Regions from separate parts of the Homo sapiens genome. Here region 2 is linked to region 1. Evidence: chromatin loops called from intact Hi-C (ENCODE). Cell type or tissue: OCI-LY7. All regions are shown on one strand. Each heading gives the region's core, and the rest is flanking DNA. Links, peaks and the distances in the headings are about the cores only. Region 1 holds the start of MIR325HG (MIR325 host gene). Region 2 overlaps MIR325HG (MIR325 host gene).

What was found. Hi-C counts contacts between places; a loop is a spot of excess contacts. Peaks named below come from ENCODE experiments on the same cell type or tissue, not always from the same donor. Only the 100,000 strongest peaks of a DNase experiment are listed, where the experiment ranks them.
Region 2: a loop joins it to region 1, with 5 times the contacts of the local background. A loop is called at or near these places in 1 of 110 quality-filtered maps.

What each region holds. Positions count from the first base shown.
Region 1 is chrX:77,013,102-77,017,500 of GRCh38, reverse strand. MIR325HG (MIR325 host gene) reads left to right here and starts at 2,969. Exons shown (of 3, transcript NR_110406.2): 1 at 2,969-3,274. In OCI-LY7, for the core only: no CTCF peak of the experiment used is centred there; a DNase peak (open chromatin) is centred at 2,340; H3K4me3 peaks cover 562 bases.
Region 2 is chrX:76,929,714-76,934,112 of GRCh38, reverse strand. The region is part of intron 2 of MIR325HG (MIR325 host gene); the gene reads left to right. Among named protein-coding and RNA genes, the nearest start is that of MIR384, 13 kb to the right of the region's middle. In OCI-LY7, for the core only: no CTCF peak of the experiment used is centred there; a DNase peak (open chromatin) is centred at 2,422; H3K27ac peaks cover 1,269 bases.

The sequences.
Region 1 (4,399 bases), core at 123-4,122:
CTTTTTGGTTGTTTAGACTCACCAAAGGGAAATCTGATGTCTGAGGAATGAGAAGGAATAAAATAGCAAACCTGTCCATGCACTGTTGACTCTGGGCCTCCTTGGTGCTGCCCGGCAAAGGTTGGGAGCAGCTGGCTGGCTTTCAGCTCTGGCCGGCGACATTTGCTTTGGCCATTGTGGGGAAAGAGCACTTTGTGGAAAGCCAGCCTTCCCAGCCAAGGGCCTATTTTCATCCTGAGTCTGTTGAGTCCAGCCTGAAGGCTGGGTCCAACATCAACAGAGGCCATGGAAAATGGGACTGGATACCTGGCAATCAGAACTGTGGGCTTTGTCTTTCTGACCATGACATTCATCCCTGAGCCTATGAAAGCAGGAATGATGGGGAGCCAGAGACTTTGTGGCATTAGGGCCAGAAAGAGCTATATGCTCTTTGTGTAGTCATTGTAGCCCAGGCCTGGCTGGGATACATCACTAGACCTCACCTCTTCACAGCCTACTTAGTTGAGAAAGGTGAGTGTGTAACGAGAGCAGACACAGCTCCCAAAGTGCCTGAGGTTCCCTAAGTGGGGCCTCCCTACACTGAGAGACCACTAAATCATTGGATCAATATCCTTCCCAACTAGCCAGATCCCATGGGAACACGGAAAAGTCTCAGTTATAATTCTTTTCCTCTGGGGTCTCAAGGTTTTTCTGGGGAAACAGGCCATTTTCACAAAGAGATACTTTCAATATTAGTAAGGGTATAAGTTAGGACCATGTGAGTGGTACAAAGAAGTCCTGAAGGAGTTCAGAGGAGGGCAAGAACCCTGCGGGAGGTATGGTTGAATTGGGTCCTGAAAATGAGTAGGAATCAGAGAAAGATGTGACAAGATGTTCTTATCACATCTCTTATGCCTTCTAAAGCAGAAATCCTTTGAAATTGACCCAATATACATCTTTCATTTACTGTAGGAGCCTGACCTCCAACCAGATTGCGTTCAGACTAGGGTAGCTGTATTGAGATGGTTTTGAACCTGAGTGACCAGAATGACCTGAACTTCTCAAACCAGTGCAACTTGTGTAGAACCAAGATAGAACTAGAATGATATCTAGAAGCATGAATCATCCTCATCAGGTCCTGCTTTTACCCTGTCAATCGACCCTATCACAACCTGAAACTCAATAGTGGCTCTTCTCTTGCTTTCAGGATGGCCAAGAAAATGTATTTTGTGCTCAAGGTCTTTAACAGTCTGACCCAAACCTTCACTTCCAGCTGTTCTTTATTCTTAGAGACTCCCTCTCTCCACACAAGCTAAATCTCTTCCTTATCCCTTGGAGACCATGGGAAATGACTTGAAGTTATTCAAGGTCTTGGAGGACCTTGGCACACATCTCCTTCCTCCCTTTGAGGATTTGGGATTCTCTGTGAGGTCTCTTAACTCTCTGTCATATATCTACTATCCCCATTACATTCTTACTTAAGCAGAGTCCTGTTGAAAACTGCTATTTTGTTGCTTTAGATCTGTGGTCAGCAAACTTACTCTGGAAAGGGCCACATAGTAAAATACTTTGGGCTTTGAGAGCCATAATGTCTACTACCACTCAACTACTACTACTAAACTCTGCTGTGGTAGCAAGAAAGCAGCCATAGATAATATGTAAATGAATGAGCATGGCTGTATTCCAACAAAACTTTATTCATGGACTGAAATTTCAATTTCATAAAATTTTTTATGTCACAAAATGTTATTCTTTTTTTATTTTTTCAACTATTTAAAAATGTAAAAACCATTCTTAGCTCATGTTCTCTACAAAAATAGGCAGTGAGTTGGGTATGGCCTGTAAGCCCTAGTTTGCCAACCCCTGCTCTAGAAGACAGGATTCAGACTTCTGGGTGAAATCCATAGGGAAGAAATTTGGGGCTCACAATTTTTAAAAATGACTAGAGTTATAGGAAAATGGAATAGGTTGTCCAGGAACTACTACTTTTTTCCAACTACTACTTTTTCACGTAAAGTATTCAAGCACCACTGGTTAGGGATGTCATAGGAGGACTCAGAAGTCTTATGTAGAACTGGGCTTGATGTTTTCTAAGTTTATAGGACTGTACTTTTGTCAAAGTGTTGCTTCTTCCACATAGCCATCATTCGCCAATTACTTTACTGTCTCCCTTTTATTTTCGAAGGTCTGTGAATTTGTCTTCCACTTCTCCCCACCTAGCATTTGATGTCATCATCTCACTTTGTTCCCCACTTTTTTCATTTATGTACATCTTATTTCCCTTCCAGTAACCCAGGGGTTAATGTCAAAAGGGCAAGGTTCATCCAGCAGCTGCCGCACTGTTGCCTAGCAACCATTAGGGGCAGCTGAGAATTACTGCACAAGCCTTTGTGGGAACATGGTCTGACCCAACCATCAGAGGGGAGAGTAAAGAACAAATGATAATAATAATATATATAAACACGCTTTATTAAATATAAAAGCAGGATTTGATTCTGTCTTACAGAACACCATATTCTTGTTTACTTCTCCTATAAAGAATTTATGTTTGCTTTAAGAAATTTCAGCTTCTTTTTGCTCCCCTCTCTTTCACAGTGGTTTAGTCCTGCTACTTAGAACAGCATCCCTTAGTCATCAATCCTCCACAGGGGTCTGACTCTGTCTTACACACTACTAGACCCTTTACGATCTCACTCTTCCTCTTCTTTTCCTTCCCTCTCCCAGAGTGGTTTGATGGCTCCTTATCGACAAGCATCCCCATTCAGCTCCATATGCATCTCAGTGGTTTGATCCTGTCTGGCGAGCATCAGCATCTTTCCTCCTCCTGTCTCACACCAGTGATTTGATCCTGCGTTATTGAGCATCAGTTTATTTTAGTCCTTCCCCCGGGGTCCACAGTAGTTTGATCCTACCTCTCGGACTATTAGGTCCTTTCTTATCCCCCCTCCAGCACCACCACCACAAATGGTATGATCCTTAGCATCAGGTCCTTTTTGTCCCCTCCTTGCTGGTCTTCTAAGCAGATTGAAGCAGCTTCATCTCATTCCTGGTTCATCCTGATTCCCTCAGTGGCTTGCTCCTGCATTAGTAATGTAAAACTGGCCCAAAAGGGTTTAAAATTGTCAGAAGTTGATCTTGATCAGTTCAAATATTTTTTGACAAAGAAAATCAGTTCTGGTCAGTTCAAATCTATTTTGACCAGTTTAAACCAATTCTGCAGAACTCGAGCCTGTGGTCGGTAAACCCAGGAAGATGGCTGAAGACTATGCTGATTCAAGCCAAAGCAAGGAATCAGGTACTTAACAGAAGTTGATACTCAGCTGAGAACCAGGATAGAAAACAGATCAAATAAGAAGACAGGAAAATACAGGGGCCAGGGTTTGTTGAGGGGAGATTCAAAAGAGGCTAGTTGCTAGTTGCACCCAAAGTTGGGCTTTTTTTTTTTTTGTGTGAGATATGAGAGGCCATTTTGAGGAGGTAATGCAGAGTTTTGGGCTCTGCCTTGGTTTGTCTGGGAAGCAGTATGTGACCTCACAGCATCCAGTAATTTCATCTGGCTGGAGCTGAGACTAGGTTGTATGTGGCCCCAGTGATTCCTGGCTCTGCATGCCAGCTCCTGAAGGCATTCTTTGTGTCTGGTCTCACTTCAGGCCAAAGTTAACGGAATACCAAACCGTGAATGAAAACTTTTCCATCTTTTTAACTGTAGACGGTCATAATGCTGTGTAGCTGTTTAGGGATGCTATTTAGGGTAGAAGGAGGGATTGGTAAATCTTGAAGAAAAGAGCTAATTATAATAGGTAAGGCAGGAAGTGAATGAGTCAGCTAATTAGAATTGAGTTGAGGAGTATACCTTGCGATGTTTTAGAGAGCTGTGTAAGAGAAAATGGTAGGCTTAGAACAGTATCTAATCTCTCATGTGCAAGACTGGCTACCTAGTTCCTTGTCGTTTGTGGGCTGAGGTAGAAATTGGCCTGCGTTATCTGGATTTCTCCCATGTGGTTGCCTTTCTGTCCTTTGTTGGGACTGCAATGTGAAGGGTAGGGGCTGACAAACATGGAGAATGAAGAATGAATTTTCATAGATTGCAGCATTTCTAATTTGTGCACAATCTCTGCAGTGAGACACTGGGCCAGATGCTTTGATAACGACTGACATAATGCTGCAAGATTGAAGGTGGGGTTGGAGCTCTGTTTGGTGCAATATATGTCAGCATCTTTTCTGCAGATGGATGAGGCTCTATGGCTGTATACCTGAAAGGTTAAAAAGAAAGGTTCTTCAGCATGGCATAGAAACTTGGTTGCCTGGAAAGGAAACTTACTCTTTTGTGAGATAACTTGGCTTAGGAACTTGTGAGTTGAAAGATGTCTTTTAGGAAGATGGCTTCAGTTAGCCACTGCCTGTTTCTTGACAGGGAGGA
Region 2 (4,399 bases), core at 165-4,164, 83 kb after region 1:
CCTGGGTAAGGCAACACCCAACCCTGCTTCAGCTTGCCATCCATGGGCTGCACCCACTGTCTAACCAGTCCCAATGAGATGAGCCAGATACCTCAGTTGGAAGTGCAGAAATCACCTGCCTTCTGAGTTGATCTCATTGGGTGCTGCAGACCAAAGCTGTTCCTATTCGGTCATCTTGCCAGCCACCTTGAATATACTTTCTTCTCTAGCTCACATTTGGTCACACTTCAGGCATAAAAGGCACCATAACAAACTTAAAAAATATATAAATTATACAATGTCTTCTCTTAGATAATAATAGAATCAAACTAGAAATAAATAACAGAATGATAGAAAACTTCAAAATACTTAGAGATTAAACAACTCACTTCTACTTGTTATTATACTTTAAGTTCTGAGATACATGTGCAGAACATGCAGGTTTGTTACATAGGTATACACATGCCATGGTGGTTTGTTGCACCCATCAACCCATCATCTACGTTAGGTTTTTCTCCTAATGTTATCCCTCCTCTAGACCCCCACCCCCCAACATGCCCCAGTGTGTGATGTTCCCCTCCTTGCGTCCATGTGTTCTCATTGTTCAACTCCCACTTATGAGTGAGAACATGTGTTTGATTTTCTGATCCTGTGTTAATGTGCTGAGAATGATGGTTTCTGGGTTCATCCATGTCCCTGCAAGGGACATGAACTCATCCTTTTTTATGGCTGCATAGTATTCCATGGTGAATATGTGCCACATTTTCTTTATCCAGTCTATCATTGATGGGCTTTGGGGTTGGTTCCAACTCTTTGCTGTTGTGAATAGTCCTGCAATAAACACACGTGTGCATGTGTCTTTATAATAGAATGATTTGTAATTCTTTGTGTAAAAGTCATGAAACAACAGATGCTGGAGTGGATGTGGAGAAATAGGAATGCTTTTACACTGTTGGTGGGAGTGTAAATTAGTTCAACCACTGTGGAAGACAGTGTGGTGATTCCTCAAGGATCTAGAACAAAACACTTCTAAATAACACATAGGTTGAATAAGAGCTCTGGAGAATAAGAGCTCTGAGAAATTTAAAAATATTTTGCATCAGATTAAGATGAAAATATAGCACATCAAGTTTTGTTGCATACAGCCAAGGCAGTCATTAGAGGGAAATGTATGGCACTTAATGTGTATATTAGAAAATAATGATCTAAAATTAGTCATCTGAGCTTCCACCTTAAAAGACTATAAAATGATTAGGTTTAGTCCAAAGAACCATAAGCAATAAAATAATAAAAGAGTAGAAATCAACAGAGAATATCAATAAAGCTAAATGTTTCTTTGAAAAGATTAACAAAATTGATAAACCTCTAGTGAGGTTAGCTGAGAAAAAAGAGAGAAGGCCGGGTTCGGTGGCTCACGCCTGCAATCCCAGCACCTTGGGAGGCTGAGGTGGGTGGATCACGAGGTCAGGGGTTCGAGACCAGCCTGATCAACATGGTGAAACCCTGTCTCTACTAAAAATTTACAAATTAGCCAGGTTTGGTGGTGCACGCCTGTAATCCCAGCTACTCAGGAGGCTGAGGCAGGAGAATCTCTTGAACCCGGGAGGTGGAAGTTGCAGTGAGCCACGATTGTGCCACTGTACTCCAGCCTGGGCGACAGAGTGAGACTCCATCTCAAAAAAAAAAAAAAAAGAGAGAGAGAGAAAGAGAGAAAATATCTAAAATGAAACAGGTACCATTACTATTAATCCCATAAATATTAATAGGGTAACCAAGGAATATTATGAACAGCTCTATGACCACAAATTTGATAACCTATTTGAAATGGGACAATTCATTGAAAGACAAAAATCTACCAAAACTCACACAAGGAGAAATAGATAATCTTAATAGGCATGTGTCTATTAAATAAATTGAATTAATAATTAATAACCTTCCCAAACAGAAAGTATCAGACCCAGATAGGTTCACTGGTGAATTCTGCCAAACCCTTAAATATTTTTTTAACCAATTATCTACAAATTCTCCCAAATAAAAAATAGAAACAGAAGGAGCAATTCTTAACTCATTTTATAAGGCAACATAATATAATACAAAGAACGCAAGACCAGGGGCTAACAGTTCTGAGTTCTAGTCTTGACTTCTATTACTTACTAGTATGTGAAAATCACTAAACCTCTTTGAGATTCAGTTTATCTTTTAATCAGCGAAGTATGGTTAATAATACTGTTACGAACTGAATTATATCTCCTCAATCCCCAAATTCATATGTTGAAGCTGTAACCTCAGTGTGACTGTATTCGGAGATAGAACCTTTAGGGATATAATTAAGGTTAAATGAGGTCATAATGGTGGGGCCCTAATGCCCCCCTGGTGTCATTATAAGAAGAGGAAGAGAAACCAGAGGTTGCTCTCTTTCTCTTCGTGCGTGCACAGAGGAAAGGCCGTGTGAGAACACAGTGAGAAGGTGATATTTATAAGCCAGGAAGATAGTCCTTATGCAAAATCAACCCTGACATCTTGACCTTGGACTTCTAGACTCCAGAACCATGAGAAAACAAGTATTTGTTGTTTAAGCCATCGAGTACATGGTATTTTGCTCAATCTGAGTTGTATTACAGTCTAAAGAGCAGATCTTCTAAGCTTGGGCGGTGGCAGTGGAATATACTGACATGTGGGGTGCCCCTGGTTTGAAGATTTTATTTGTATGTTGCTCTTTAGGTCTCATTTAGGACCCGAATTAAAGACTAGAACATATTTTGTTCAACCTCCTCTCCATTTTGCCATTCTTCCCTCTTTAACTCCAAGGTATTCAAACTATATACTCTCTGCTTTTTTCCCCCCAAGAGGCATTATCCAGGCACCAAAAACAGAGATGGAAAGAGACAGGTTTAATCCAAAGCACCAGTTTCCATTACTTTAAGCTGCCTCAATGATTTTTCTGATGGAGTATAATTCCTCACACTTGGTCTGAAGCCCAAGATATATGCAATACTTCAATCAAATTGCTTGCAACATATTGGAGTGAGTGCCTGGGAACGATGAGTTCCTCAAATATATTTTTTAAGAAAGGCTGAATACTTAATATACAGGCACTGAACTAAAGGAGGAACGGTTTTCAAAGTTTCTACATTGTGGGGAGTTACCCCAATGTTGAAGTTGTTCGGTTTTGCATGGCACACAAAGGTGTAGAGTCATAGCCTATGTCAGAAATTATAGATTCGAGGAGCTTCATTTCAAGCCCTCAATATTCTTGCTCTGGCTTCCTATTGCATTCTAATCTTCTATTACATTCACTCTTTTATCACTCTTTTAGTAGAGTGTCATATACATGTATTTGAGTGATTGCATCGTATTTGATGGCCACATGCTAGGCCCCAGAGATAGACAGATGAATCTATACAGGCCTTTCTCTTTTTTCAAAATTTTGGGAATGTAAGTCTCTCTATTGCTTTCCAGGCTGTAGTTCAGCAGCTATTCACAGGCACTATCGCAGTACACTGCAACCTTGAACTTCTGGGCTCAAGAGTTCCTCCTGCCTCATCCTCCTGAGTAGCTAGGAATACAGGCATGTACCACCATGTCTGGCTCTACAGTTCCTTCTCTTTTTTTTATTTTTTAATTTTATTATTATTCTACTTTAAGTTTTACGGTACATGTGCAAAATGTGCAGGTTAGTTACATATGTATACATCTGCCATGCTGGTGTGCTGCACCCATTAACTCGTCATTTAGCATTAGGTGTATCTCCTAATGCTATCCCTCCCCCCTCCCCCGACCCCACAACAGTCCCCAGAGTGTGATGTTCCCCTTCCTGTGTCCATGTGTTCTCATTGTTCAATTCCCACCTATGAGTGAGAACATGCAGTGTTTGGTTTTTTGTCCTTGCTATAGTTTGCTGAGAATGATGATTTCCAATTTTGTCCATGTCCCTACAAAGGACATGAACTCATCACTTTTTATGGCTGCATAGTATTCCATGGTGTATATGTGCCACATTTTCTTAATCCAGTCTATCATTTTTGGACACTTGAGTTGGTTCCAAGTCTTTGCTATTGTGAATAGTGCCACACTAAACATATGTGTGCATGTGTCTTTATAGCAACATGATTTGTAATCCTTTGGGTATATACCCAGTAATGGGATGGCTGGGTCAAATGGTATTTCAAGTTCTAGATCCCTGAGGAATCGCCACACTGACTTCCAAAATGGTTGAACTAGTTTACAGTCCCACCAACAGTGTAAAAGTGTTACTATTTCCCACATCCTCTCCACATCTGTTGTTTCCTGATTTTTTAATCATCGCCATTCTAACTGGTGTGAGATGGTATCTCACTGTCGTTTTGATTTGCACTTCTCTGATGGCCAGTGATGATGAGCATTTTTTCATGTGCTTTTTGGCTGCATAAATGTCTTCTTT